Regions from separate parts of the Homo sapiens genome. Here all the other regions are linked to region 1. A link is a contact called in ENCODE Hi-C or POLR2A ChIA-PET data. All regions are on one chromosome and are shown on one strand. Each heading gives the region's core, a stretch centred on a gene start or an enhancer-like site at or near the end of the contact. The rest is flanking DNA. Distances are from core to core; before and after follow the strand shown. Region 1 holds the start of ETV6 (ETS variant transcription factor 6). Region 2 overlaps DUSP16 (dual specificity phosphatase 16). Region 3 holds the start of LRP6 (LDL receptor related protein 6). Region 4 overlaps BORCS5 (BLOC-1 related complex subunit 5).

Region 1 (2,713 bases), core at 179-2,678:
TCAATGTGTGAACAAAAATATTGTGTGTACAAGTCTCAACACATTTGATAATGTGAAGAGGTGAAGGAAAGTGGGTAGGAAAAATCTGTAGGGTGGGGAGACTCGGGGAAATGTGTCCTGGTCCAGTGCAGGTAACATATATGGGTATATATGCGTATATACATATTTATACCATATTTAATATATTACTCTATTAAGAAATTATAACAAATTTCCTTTTACATTACACATCCACATATTAAACCCCCAATATGTGCTAACAAGGTTAGAATTTAAGTATAATGATAATGTTCTCAGTTTTTTGTGGTGGACACTTTAAGAGAGTGTAAATAATAATAAAAATAATAGAGTGATCAGATCACTTGTGCTCAGGGCTAGACCCTTCAGCCCCAACGGCCTTAACCCCCCTCAACTGCTTTTCCAACCAAATATTCCTCCCCCTGCAGGATCCCAGGGCCATCCAATCAACCGGCCAATGACGGTTTCAGAGAAGCGGTCCTGGGGAGGGGTATTATCTGCAGGAACACGTCCTGCCAACTTTGTAGTCGAGTCACCTATTTCGGTTGGTAGCGGCCGCTATTTCTTTAAAAGGGCAGTGGATTTCGAAACAGGAGGGGGAGGTCAGGAAAAGGAACTCAGCTGCCTTTGATAACTGCCCTGCAGCCTTCCCTTCCCGGAGCGCGTGCTCGGCTCGGGAAGCGCCCGCGGCCGCCGCATCCCCGAGCGGGCGCGTGGCGCCACCTCTTTCCGGGGCGCCCACCTTCCCCGGGAATCCCCCCGCCCGACGGTCCCCCAGCGTCTGCGGCGCGGCCGCCCCGGCTTTGTCTCCGGCGTCGCGCTCGGGCGCCCGCTCTCCCCACATTTCCCCGTGTGCAGGCTGTAACCCGATCTCCCATTTCCTGGTGGATTCTCTTAAAGAGGCAGCGGTCGAGAAGCAGAACAAAGGCTATTGTTTTATTTCCTCCTTCGGATTCCGCGTCCTAACCGGAATGGCCCTTCATAGATAATTACTTTCGTTGCATCTGCGCTTAGTGAAACGTTTCAAAACCCTTGTGCACATCGATGTATCCAAGAGACGGAGCCAGGGGAGGTGGGAGGAGTTTAATAAAACCTGTTTTGTGGTGTCTGGGGCCACAATGTAACGTTTTTTAAAGGTGTCTTCCTTAAGCCCGGAAATTGGCTCGGCCAGCGGGAGGTCTCGCGGCGTGGAGGGCGGGCGCCCGCACCGGGGGCCGGCCTGGGGGGCTGCGCCGCTCGCCCCGCTCGCAGCCGCGGCCCCACGCGGCCCCGCTACCCGGGTTTCCTCCGCCCGCGCCCCCGCGGCCGCCCCTCCCCCGCGCAGCTTTTATTTCCCCGATGCCGGGCTGTAACCCGAGCTTTTATTTCCTGGTGGCTCCTTTAAGAGGCAGAGCTCAGTGCTGGGAATTCACGTCAGTTTCTGCACTGAAACTCTCAAGATCAATGAGCAAAGAGCTTTCTCAGTTCTGCCTTTCAGTTTCTCTCTTCCAGGAAGGAAAACATTCGAGAGAGCGAGGGAGAGCCGCGGGAGGGCGGGGGGCGGGGGCGCCGGCTGCGGGTGGGAGGAGAGACCGGGAGGCCGGCCGGGCTGCGTCCCGGGTCCCCGCGCCGCGCCGCGACCTGCAGACCCCGCCGCCGCGCTCGGGCCCGTCTCCCACGCCCCCGCCGCCCCGCGCGCCCAACTCCGCCGGCCGCCCCGCCCCGCCCCGCGCGCTCCAGACCCCCGGGGCGGCTGCCGGGAGAGATGCTGGAAGAAACTTCTTAAATGACCGCGTCTGGCTGGCCGTGGAGCCTTTCTGGGTTGGGGAGAGGAAAGGAAAGTGGAAAAAACCTGAGAACTTCCTGATCTCTCTCGCTGTGAGACATGTCTGAGACTCCTGCTCAGTGTAGCATTAAGGTAAAAATCTTCTCCCCTCCTTCTACGTGGTGGAAACCCTGAGCTGCACCGGCCAGGGCAGTCGTGCTGGGCTCCTCAGAGCAGGCTGTTGCAGTTGCTCTGTTCGCAGGAAATTATTTGGGGCGAGAGGGAAAGAGATGCAGCTCGCGGTGGCTGCTGTACCCTTTAGCGTAACCTTGCTACTCCCCCCCACCGCCGAGCCCCTGCCGGCTCCTCGGCCCCCACCCCCTTGCTTTTTGACAATGAAATGCCGGTCACAATTGGTCAGAGCAACCCGGATTGTCTCCAGAACCGTAAAACACCCCCGTAATTAGTGCGCTTAAAAAAAAAAAAAACAAAAAACAAAAAAAAAAAACCTGCTCCCTATTCCTACACCCAACATGTGACTGAAATATAACTTTTGTTCCCGAGGGGTGGTCGTCTTAGAAAAAAAGTTGTTCAGTTTCCACTGCGATAGAATCTTTTTATTTTTTTAAAGGACTCTCTGGGTCTGATCAGACAGGATTTTTTTCCCCCTCGTCTGATTGTAATTGCAAGCGCTGTCGGAGAGACAGTCCTGGTGTCAGCTTTTCCTAGGCATTGCACAATGAATTTTTTTTTAAAACCAAGGTGAATAAAGTTGCTGAATAGTTATTTTACTCCGATCCATATGAAAGTTGAGCAATCCCAAAGTAGAAAACTCCTGTGATGGAGGGAGAGGAAGAACTAAGCAACCAGGCAAAATGACCTTCTGTGTTTGACAGTGCAGAGAGGCTATCTAAGCAGCACTCTGTAAATGCAGGGCGGTAGATGTTTGTA
Region 2 (2,700 bases), core at 121-2,620, 830 kb after region 1:
GTTTCTAGTCTCATAAGTCATCAAATCTAGTGTCATGAGCAGAGAGGTTGTTGAGATGTATGTGGCAAGGACAAAGGACAGCTCTTCAACAATTGCCCTTCCTGTTTTTCCTGTAGGAATCGTAACATCATTTACATGTTATATCGAAATGGGCCATGTGTGTGTAGCTGGCCTTTTTTTTCCTACCATGTACTTGTGTGTTCTGGAATCAGTCAGCTAGAAAATATTTACCAAGTGTCTTAGGCTTTTTCACTGTAGTGTGCATTTAACGTACACAGTAAAGAATGAAGGCTGGCACTAAACTGTTAGCTAATCATCCGGTGTTCCATGTGAATGACAGAACACGGAATAAACCTGATGACACCACCACTTTATTTTGAGCTAAATCCTCATTTAAGTGAGAACAGGACAGGTTTCACCACTGCCTCCTTTGGCAACTTGAGTGGTGGTGTTCCCACCGAGTTTATGGCTGCAAAGATAGGTCTTTTCTCGTATTTATGTATAAACAGGTACCAGTTTTGATTTTATTTAATCATTTCATACATTAACATACATGACACATCAAAATGAGAAATGCACAGTTTAACCGTTCAACAGCTGGCCTTACTTCAAAAGAACACTATATTCATATTAAACATTTACAGTCTTTCCATCTAACTTTACACATGTCCTAAATCATTTTCCAGCACTTCTCACATAGAAGTCTAGTTTTGCTCTTTAAAATCACCATCTGTATCACCCCTAGTAGACGCGAGGGTTTCCCCAATTACATGCTGAAGAGAGCCAGCCACCACCCCACCTAAAGACATCCAAGCAGCTCCAGAGCCTGCCTCCGAGGCCACCCCTTCGCCACGGCAGTCTCGATTCCAAGAACTGATTATCTGACACTAGTGAACCAGCACTAAAGGCTGTAGGATGTGACTACATCACAGTTCCAGAAGGAAGGGGGACCATGGCCAAGAGAAGCCCTAAATGACAGAAGCTCATTAAAACCAAGTCCCCCAAACCTCCTGAAACATCGTTAGCAAGGAGCTACTGCTTTCCTTTCTTAAACATGTTTTGGGCATGACCACACTCTGGAAGTGGTGAACTGTTACACATTTGGTGTGTGTGTACATAACATCAAAAACTACTGTGTGAAACTTGAGAATGTCTGATTAAAGATTTCAATGTATATCTAAAAACTAACTCAAATCGTTGACCAGCACTTTCCCAGTATCATAACAATGCGGCTGACCCTCTTCTGCCTTCACTTTACACCCCATCATAGCACATTATTTGTGCACAACTAGTGAGGTCTGTGCGGCTCATCATCCCCATAACCAAGTCGGTCTGTGTTGAGTCATATCATTCTGTGCTGGTTTTAGAAGTCACCATAGGAAACATGAAGTCACATCCTGGTCAAAAAACTGTCCATTTCTCAAAAACAGAGAAAAACCTGAGATACGAGGCAGCAACTAGCGACACTTACAGGAAGGGAAAGAACAATGACAACACCCGCCCAGCCCCACCCCCAAAAAGCTGCTGTTGTGAATTAAGGCTTCAAAAGAGGACCCACATTGTAGCTGATAAAACTCAAGCCAGGAGGATGTTTGAAAGCCAATCTGCACTATCACTTGTTCCAGTGACCTCCTATGTTCAGCTGCCAGGACCGATTCCATACAGTGATTGTAGGTTGAGGACTGAGGACGCCCCTTTGCTCTCGCTCCATTTTGATTTGCTTTTTCCACTGAAGACACGCCGGCCAGCGTTTCCAAAAACAGCTTGGCCATGGCTTTGCACTCTATTCACAACTGATCAAAACTCAATGGTCTTCTCAGCTTTCTCAACCGTTTTATTCTGAATATTCCTTCCTCACTAAAGCCTCTCTCAGCCCTACTAGTAAATGTGAAAGTCTGAGGCAATCATAGAAACATCAGCCCCATCGCATGCCGAGGGGATAAAAGCCACTAAGGAAACAGGTTTCCTGCTTCTCCTCAGCAATTTGTACCTTTCTTAATCTTCCCATAATTTACCTCCCTAGGAAGTTTCCTATAAAATTCTGCCATATTATTACATTTTACCAACTGTATCCATGCAGTGAAGCAGAAAGGGCAAAAACATCTGCTTTGGCTGAGAATTTGAAGGTGCTGCTGCTCTGCTACCAACCCAAATAAATTCACATTTGGCTTGAAACCAAGTTCATCTTTATTTAAAGGATTGACAATCCCATTTTAAACAATTCTTTGATTTACAAAGAGGGAGGTAGACTCGTTAGCCTCCCAACCTTAGCTTAAATCGTGATGTTGCCAGGTTCCTGGTGGTTCAGCTGAATCCTAGACAGTTTCCCTTCTCTTCATAAAGCTGAGAAGAAAAAAAAATTATCTCCATCTAGGCCCACGGGAATTTTGTGCATAGACAGTTTGAATTGGTCTGAAAAGTGTGACTAGCTACCTACCTATTCACAATGCCTAGAAAATGGGCTACCAGATATGGTAGTGGTCAAAGCCCCGACTTTCCTGTCTGAGGTACTGGGTTTGCTCTAAGGTAGACCTTGGCAAGGCCCCTAATGGTCCGTCCAGCAGAGTGATGCTCGTGTCCCTCGGCTGTCAGGTGAGCGTGGGTTTGTGAATCAGCTTTGGATAGGATCATTTCTCTTGGATTTACCACTAGGCTCTGTCCCTAACAGGGTCTACCTACCTGACCCCCAAGCTGGCTCAG
Region 3 (2,700 bases), core at 133-2,632, 620 kb after region 1:
TACTTAAATTCCTCTGCTGGTAAATGCTCCACAGCCATCACAGCCATCTCAAGTTCAACACTAAATAGTTTGAGAAGAGCTGCCGACGGGCCAGTCAAAAATCTTTGTGAACTGTCACAAAAGTCACAGAGCATGTGTCAGCTTTGCAGTCCAATTCAAAACATCATAGTGCCATCGAATTCAAGCGATTCCCAGAGCAAATTATCTCGAACAGCCTATGCAATTTACCAAAGTGCCAAGCAGTCCCCAGGGGTGCAGAGCAAATTATCATTTTGGTCCCAGGACCGGCTCCTCTTCACACGAGGATGAATTTCCCTACTTAGTGCCAACTGTACACTTGCATACTCCGAAAATAGGGGCAAGCCGTGAATACCAGAGGTTACAAGGGCAATGTTTTATTTTATTATGGGCTGAAGCTCAGAAGGCTCCCAATGCTGAAACGCTCGACCTATAACCCCGGAGTCACTTTCCAACTGCGCTCTCACCCAGGGTCATTATATCCCAAACGGAAGCCAATCATTACCTGTAACAAGGCCTGGAAAAAATAGCAAGAGGGCTTTAAAAGTTCACCTAAGAAACACCGAAACGGGGTGGGGAGTGGGTGGCGGGGCTTCGATGGATAAGGCCAACCTTAAAGCATCTCGGACTCAAACATTTTAAAAGCCAAAATACGTACAAAGACCCTTTTCCCTGGAAGACCCCAGGCAGAGAGAGGCACACAGACACTCAGTCATCCCGACAGCATGGGGTGCCAAGGGTTCCCTAAGACCAGCAGCCGGGATCGAAGCTCCGATGTGTCCGGGGAAGGTCTGGGAAGCCAGGCCAGGTCCGCATTGTGGCCGGGCGGTGCACGCAGCCCCTGCTCCCGGGCCCCTTTCTCTCCCCCTCCCCACGACCAGGCCTCTCCCCGCTCCTCTCCCCTTCTCCCTTCCTCCGTCCCTCCCCTCCCCCTAGACACATACAACAAGGCCACCTCCCCCCGAACCCCACCAACTTTCCAGTGCCCCCACTCTTCCCACCTCTCAGGAGCACACAGAAGCTGCAGGCCAGGAGGCTCCTCAGGACGGCCCCCATCTTCCCTTCTCGCGTTCTCTTCTCTCACCGGCGAGGGGTGGCCAGAAGTGGGGGAGGCGAGGAGCCGGGGCGGCCGCCGCAGCGGCAGGGCTGCACGCTCATACTTCCCAGCTTCCCAGCGAGAGAAGAAAGAAAGGGGCACGTCAAGGTTCCGCGCGCGCCGCCGCCGCCCTCTCTACCGCGCCGCTCGGCCCCGGGCTCGCGCGACGCCAGCGTCTGCTTCCATCCCGCCGCCTCCTCCCCCGGCGCCCCGCTTCCCCCGCGCAGCTCCTCATTCAGCCTCTGCCTCGCGCAGCGGCGCAGGGATACGGTCGGCACCGCCTCCTAGGGTCGCCGCGACCGTGTCCCTGCGCGCAACGAGCCCCTTCTCCCGGTACTGCCTCCTGTACGGCCAGGGAAGGGAGTCGGCAACCGCACGCACAGCCTCTGCCTGAGACCCTGGGAGAGGTTCTGGGCTAGCAGAGGCGAACTGGGAGGGAAAGCCTCCTCCCGGTGGCGCATTCCAGCGGGATTCTTTCCCGGACCGGCCGCTTCGGCCCTCCCCGCGGAGGGCGTGAGGCGGCGTTGAACAACATTGGAGCCGGCGTGGTCGGGACTACTTTCTGCGGCTCGGCCGGGCAGCCGTCTGCCCCGCTCTTTGTGCGGCCGCCGCCGGCAGGGCCAGGTGGGGCTCCGGTCTCGCGCCCCCAGCCACCTGAGACTGCCCAGCCGCGGTGCACGCGCGGGGAGCCACGGCGGATCCCGTTGCGGGGTGATGAGCTCCGTCTTCGGGGTTGGAAATCGGTTTCAGCATCCTTTTTTTGGGAGGGCGGAATTTTTGAACGCTGTTTACACCGGCTTTCAGCGTGGATCTGGTGAACGATATTAAAACGCCAATTCAAAACTGAGATTGTCATTTTTCTCCCGCCTTCCCAGAAATACAAACTGCCCCCAGAATTAAGCCCGACCAGCTAAAGATTTCTAAACTGGCAGATAAAATTCCAAGATAAATGCCTCAAAACCTAAGAGCAAAGGGACAATTGGACAAGACTATTTAGGATTTTACAAGTTGCATATAATAACGAATGTTTGGCATGCTTCGATTATCAATTCTCAGCTTGAGAAGGAAAAGATTCCCTAGAATCTCAGACTGTGCACAGCCTCTGCTACTCCCAGTGCATTGGGCATTCAGGAGTAATGGCCCAGACGCCCCCTGAAATCACCTGCCAGGCTTTCGTCTGGGCAGAGGCGCTCCAACAGTTAACCCTAATGGAGCCATCAGATGCATCCTGCCCAGCTGTCACACGCCCTTACCTGGAGGCAGATGGGCAAGAAAGTGGAGCTGCTACCACAATGTTAACAAGTACCTCAGTGACATTGGAGTTCACTAGTGCTTGAACACAAGTTATCATATTTGACACTCAAAACTACCCTGGGGAAAGGCAGGTTTTGTTACTTATTCTTTATTGCACAGAGGAGCAAAATGAGAACCTGAGAGGTTAATGACTTACCCAGGGCCACTCAAGTAATGAATAGCAGTACCTCAGCCCAATCCAGGTCTCTGACTTAAGCCACTCCGCTCCTTCCAAGAAATGCGCGCTGAACCAAAGGTGCTGCAGGTTTGTAAGTAGATGGACAGCAGAAACA
Region 4 (2,701 bases), core at 108-2,607, 790 kb after region 1:
CAGTGGGTAAATGTGTCATAGATTAGAACGCCTTTGTAACTAAGATAAAGCCACAAGCTTTATTTTGTTACAGTTCCTGTGTGCTTGCTTGAAGGCCTTGAGAGTACATTCATGATATGATTCTAGTAACTCCTGTTTTAATTCTTAGATGTGTTGATAAGCATAGTGTATTGACATAAACCAGTATGAAGCATGGAGGGGGTTCAGATGAACTGGTAAGAAAAACTTGCAATCCTTGGAAAGCCATATGATTACACAGGATTATGAAGAGGCCCTAAGGTTTCTCTAATTTAGCCCTTTCATTGTGCAAATAAAGAAACCAAGGATCTTCGAGTGTATATGGGATTTGCTGGGTATCTTTCCATTAGATAATGACTAAGATGGTATTAGAAGGTGAGTCATCTTTTCCACTGCACCATACTACTTATGTTCTGCCTCTTTGGAGTCCTTCATTTCATTTTTGGTTATTCCTTTTTTTACATGGTAGGTCCTCAACTGGTGTTTGAAGGAATGCACGAGAGTTGCCATTCATGGGCCTGCACACAGGGCTGGGCAGGGATTTCTTTCTGTCATCGGTACCGTAATGTTTAAGACCCAGCTGGAGTCATTTTCCAAGTATTTGACCTGACTTCCTGTACTGTGTGTCCTCCCAGGGAGAGAGACTGATCCAGATTAAATGAGTAGTTCCGAGTGTTGCACAGAGCATCACTGTCTGAACTGGCATTAGCATTCACTTTGAGCTCCTTTGGTTAAAAGCCTGGTTAGCGTGAGCTGTTGGCCAGGTGAAACTGTTGCTATCGCCCTGACACTGTGAACCGAATCTCCTTTAAATGACAACATTGTTAGAGTCCTGTGGCCGCTTTTAAATATATTTTGGCTTCAGTTGCTTCTTTCTTGACCTGAAATTATAAAATGAGTTGGGAGTACCTATTGCAAAGCTGCAAATTTTGACAAGAACATTGAGATGTCGGCTTCTTTTTGCTGAAATCCTGAGGCAAGACATTTCAAGAAAATTTTATGTTCCCATAGAATGTCACAAGTTACTCTGGCATCAATTCCAGGTTGAAACCTTACAGTGTAATTATAGTTTCCCCCCTTCTTGTCCTTTGGGCAACCTTTCTTTTCTGTAAGAAATACAACTGGTCCCCTGGGTGGCAGGAAATCCAGGTGGGGGAGTGGGCTGCTTCTGGTTCGGCGGACTGTAAGGTATGCTGCACAGGGCTTCCTTGGGCCTGGCCCCACACTTCCTTTGCACCAGCACTGTCCTGCCAAAAGCCAGAAATCCTGGAAGAGGGCCGAATCTAGTTTATTACTTGCCTGTTGGAAATGTAGGCTTGTGTTTTTTGGCAAGGCATGAGCAGAGCCCGGTTATTTGACTGCTCTGAGATTTAACTCCATTCCGCTTTTGGACAATGACATATGAGCATGTGTGAACAGCAGCCCCATTTCCCCCCAGTTTGCCTGCCCTAGACATGCCCTCAGACAGCTGGCTCTGCCAGCTTTCCCAGTGCCAGGTTCTAGAGCCCCTGTTCTTCTCCCTCCCCTGCTCATTTCCAGTCCACCAGAGCGGGCAGTGTCAGAGGTCCCATGCAGCCTCCTCTCTTGTGAGGAACCCCAGAGCACCTGTAGTCTCTAAGCCAACTAGCCAGTATTGAGGGCTCCTGGGTTATGGAAATGAAACCAGGGCTGGGAAAAGATATTCCCTGTCCTGTATCACTTCCAATGAAGAGAAACAAGAATTTTAGCAAATTGAACATTGCTGCAGTGCCTAGAACAATGCCTGGCATGTAGTAGATGTTGAATAAATACTTGTTTAATGAACAACTTTATATTCTTCAATTATCTCATCCTAGGGACTGATAAGTTTTCTCATTCTATCAGAGAAAATAAAGGTTATGAGGGTTGCATTAGGTAGAGTAAGCTAGGCTACAGCTGTAAGTAGACTCAAAGATGTGTAATGGATCAAATGCAACAGAAGTTTATTTGTTGCTCTTGTTCAAGGTGGGTGTTTCTGGTTAGCAGGTGACTCTCCTCCATTGAGTTCAGGGACTCAGTTTCCTTCTATCTTGTGGCTCTGCCGTCCCCAAAGACCACCTTGCTGATAGTGTCCAGTGGCAAAAGGGAAAAAAGAGTGGACTAGCACAGTTAGGAGGTTCTTACGGGCCAAACCTATGAGTGTTGCCTATGACTTCGGCTAGAACTCAATTACATGGCCACAGCTAACTCCAAAGAGGCTGGGAAATACAGTCTATTGTGTGCCCAGGGGTACACTAAATTTTGAACATCTGTGTCATCTTCGAACTTAGATTCCTAAAATGCATCTGCAGCCCAGCTTTGAGATTCAGAAGGCCTGATGCAAGGTTCCATGGTAAATTTTGCTTGGTTTAAGTCCTCCTGCCAATGAAAACCAAGTGACATTAGGAACAGATCTAACAATAAGTTAAAAAAAAATCAAGCTATAATAGTTTATATTCAATATGATTTCAACTGTGTTAAATATTCTGTTTGTTTATTTTAGAGCAGGGTTGTCCAATATTTTGGCTTCCCAGCCACATTGGAAGAATTGTCTTGGGCCACACATAAACATATTAATGCTGAGGATAGCTAATGAGCTTAAAAACAACAACAACAAAAAAAACTCATAATATTTTAAGAAAGCTTACAAATTTATATTAGGCCACACTCAAAGCTGTCCTGGACT

What was found. A loop is a pair of places that touch in the nucleus more often than their neighbours do. ChIA-PET counts read pairs that join two places held with the same protein, here RNA polymerase II (POLR2A). Pooled maps may share reads with other maps.
Region 2: a map of naive thymus-derived CD4-positive, alpha-beta T cell shows a loop between it and region 1 (13-fold over the local background). The contact joins the enhancer-like site here to the promoter of ETV6 in region 1. A Hi-C loop is called at or near these places in 1 of 168 maps with a recorded cell type or tissue (naive thymus-derived CD4-positive, alpha-beta T cell) and 5 of 50 pooled maps. POLR2A ChIA-PET finds 5 or more read pairs at or near these places in 2 of 52 experiments (A673 and T-cell).
Region 3: a loop to region 1 is called in a map of gastrocnemius medialis, with 3 times the contacts of the local background. The contact joins the promoter of LRP6 here to the promoter of ETV6 in region 1. A Hi-C loop is called at or near these places in 3 of 168 maps with a recorded cell type or tissue (gastrocnemius medialis, naive thymus-derived CD4-positive, alpha-beta T cell and posterior cingulate gyrus), 2 of 37 single-sample maps with no recorded cell type and 13 of 50 pooled maps. POLR2A ChIA-PET finds 5 or more read pairs at or near these places in 2 of 52 experiments (CD4-positive, alpha-beta T cell and MCF 10A).
Region 4: a loop to region 1 is called in a pooled map, with 5 times the contacts of the local background. The contact joins the enhancer-like site here to the promoter of ETV6 in region 1. A Hi-C loop is called at or near these places in 4 of 50 pooled maps.

What each region holds. Positions count from the first base shown.
Region 1 is chr12:11,648,246-11,650,958 of GRCh38, forward strand. ETV6 (ETS variant transcription factor 6) reads left to right here and starts at 1,429. Exons shown (of 8, transcript NM_001987.5): 1 at 1,429-1,915. The coding sequence starts at 1,883. RefSeq lists an enhancer at 332-431 and silencers at 612-851, 1,142-1,351, 1,562-1,611, 1,622-1,781.
Region 2 is chr12:12,473,726-12,476,425 of GRCh38, forward strand. It overlaps DUSP16 (dual specificity phosphatase 16), which reads right to left. Exons shown (of 7, transcript NM_030640.3): 7 at 1-2,700. Among named protein-coding and RNA genes, the nearest start is that of DUSP16, 88 kb to the right of the region's middle. Within about 2 kb of position 1,371, at least 7 of the 41 ENCODE cell types and tissues checked have a DNase peak (open chromatin) inside an H3K27ac peak, as active enhancers do.
Region 3 is chr12:12,265,662-12,268,361 of GRCh38, forward strand. LRP6 (LDL receptor related protein 6) reads right to left here and starts at 1,383. Exons shown (of 23, transcript NM_002336.3): 1 at 1,020-1,383. The coding sequence starts at 1,074. RefSeq lists a silencer at 1,074-1,383 and enhancers at 1,390-2,026, 1,564-1,613.
Region 4 is chr12:12,442,319-12,445,019 of GRCh38, forward strand. All of the region lies in intron 3 of BORCS5 (BLOC-1 related complex subunit 5), which reads left to right. Among named protein-coding and RNA genes, the nearest start is that of BORCS5, 87 kb to the left of the region's middle. Within about 2 kb of position 1,358, at least 18 of the 41 ENCODE cell types and tissues checked have a DNase peak (open chromatin) inside an H3K27ac peak, as active enhancers do.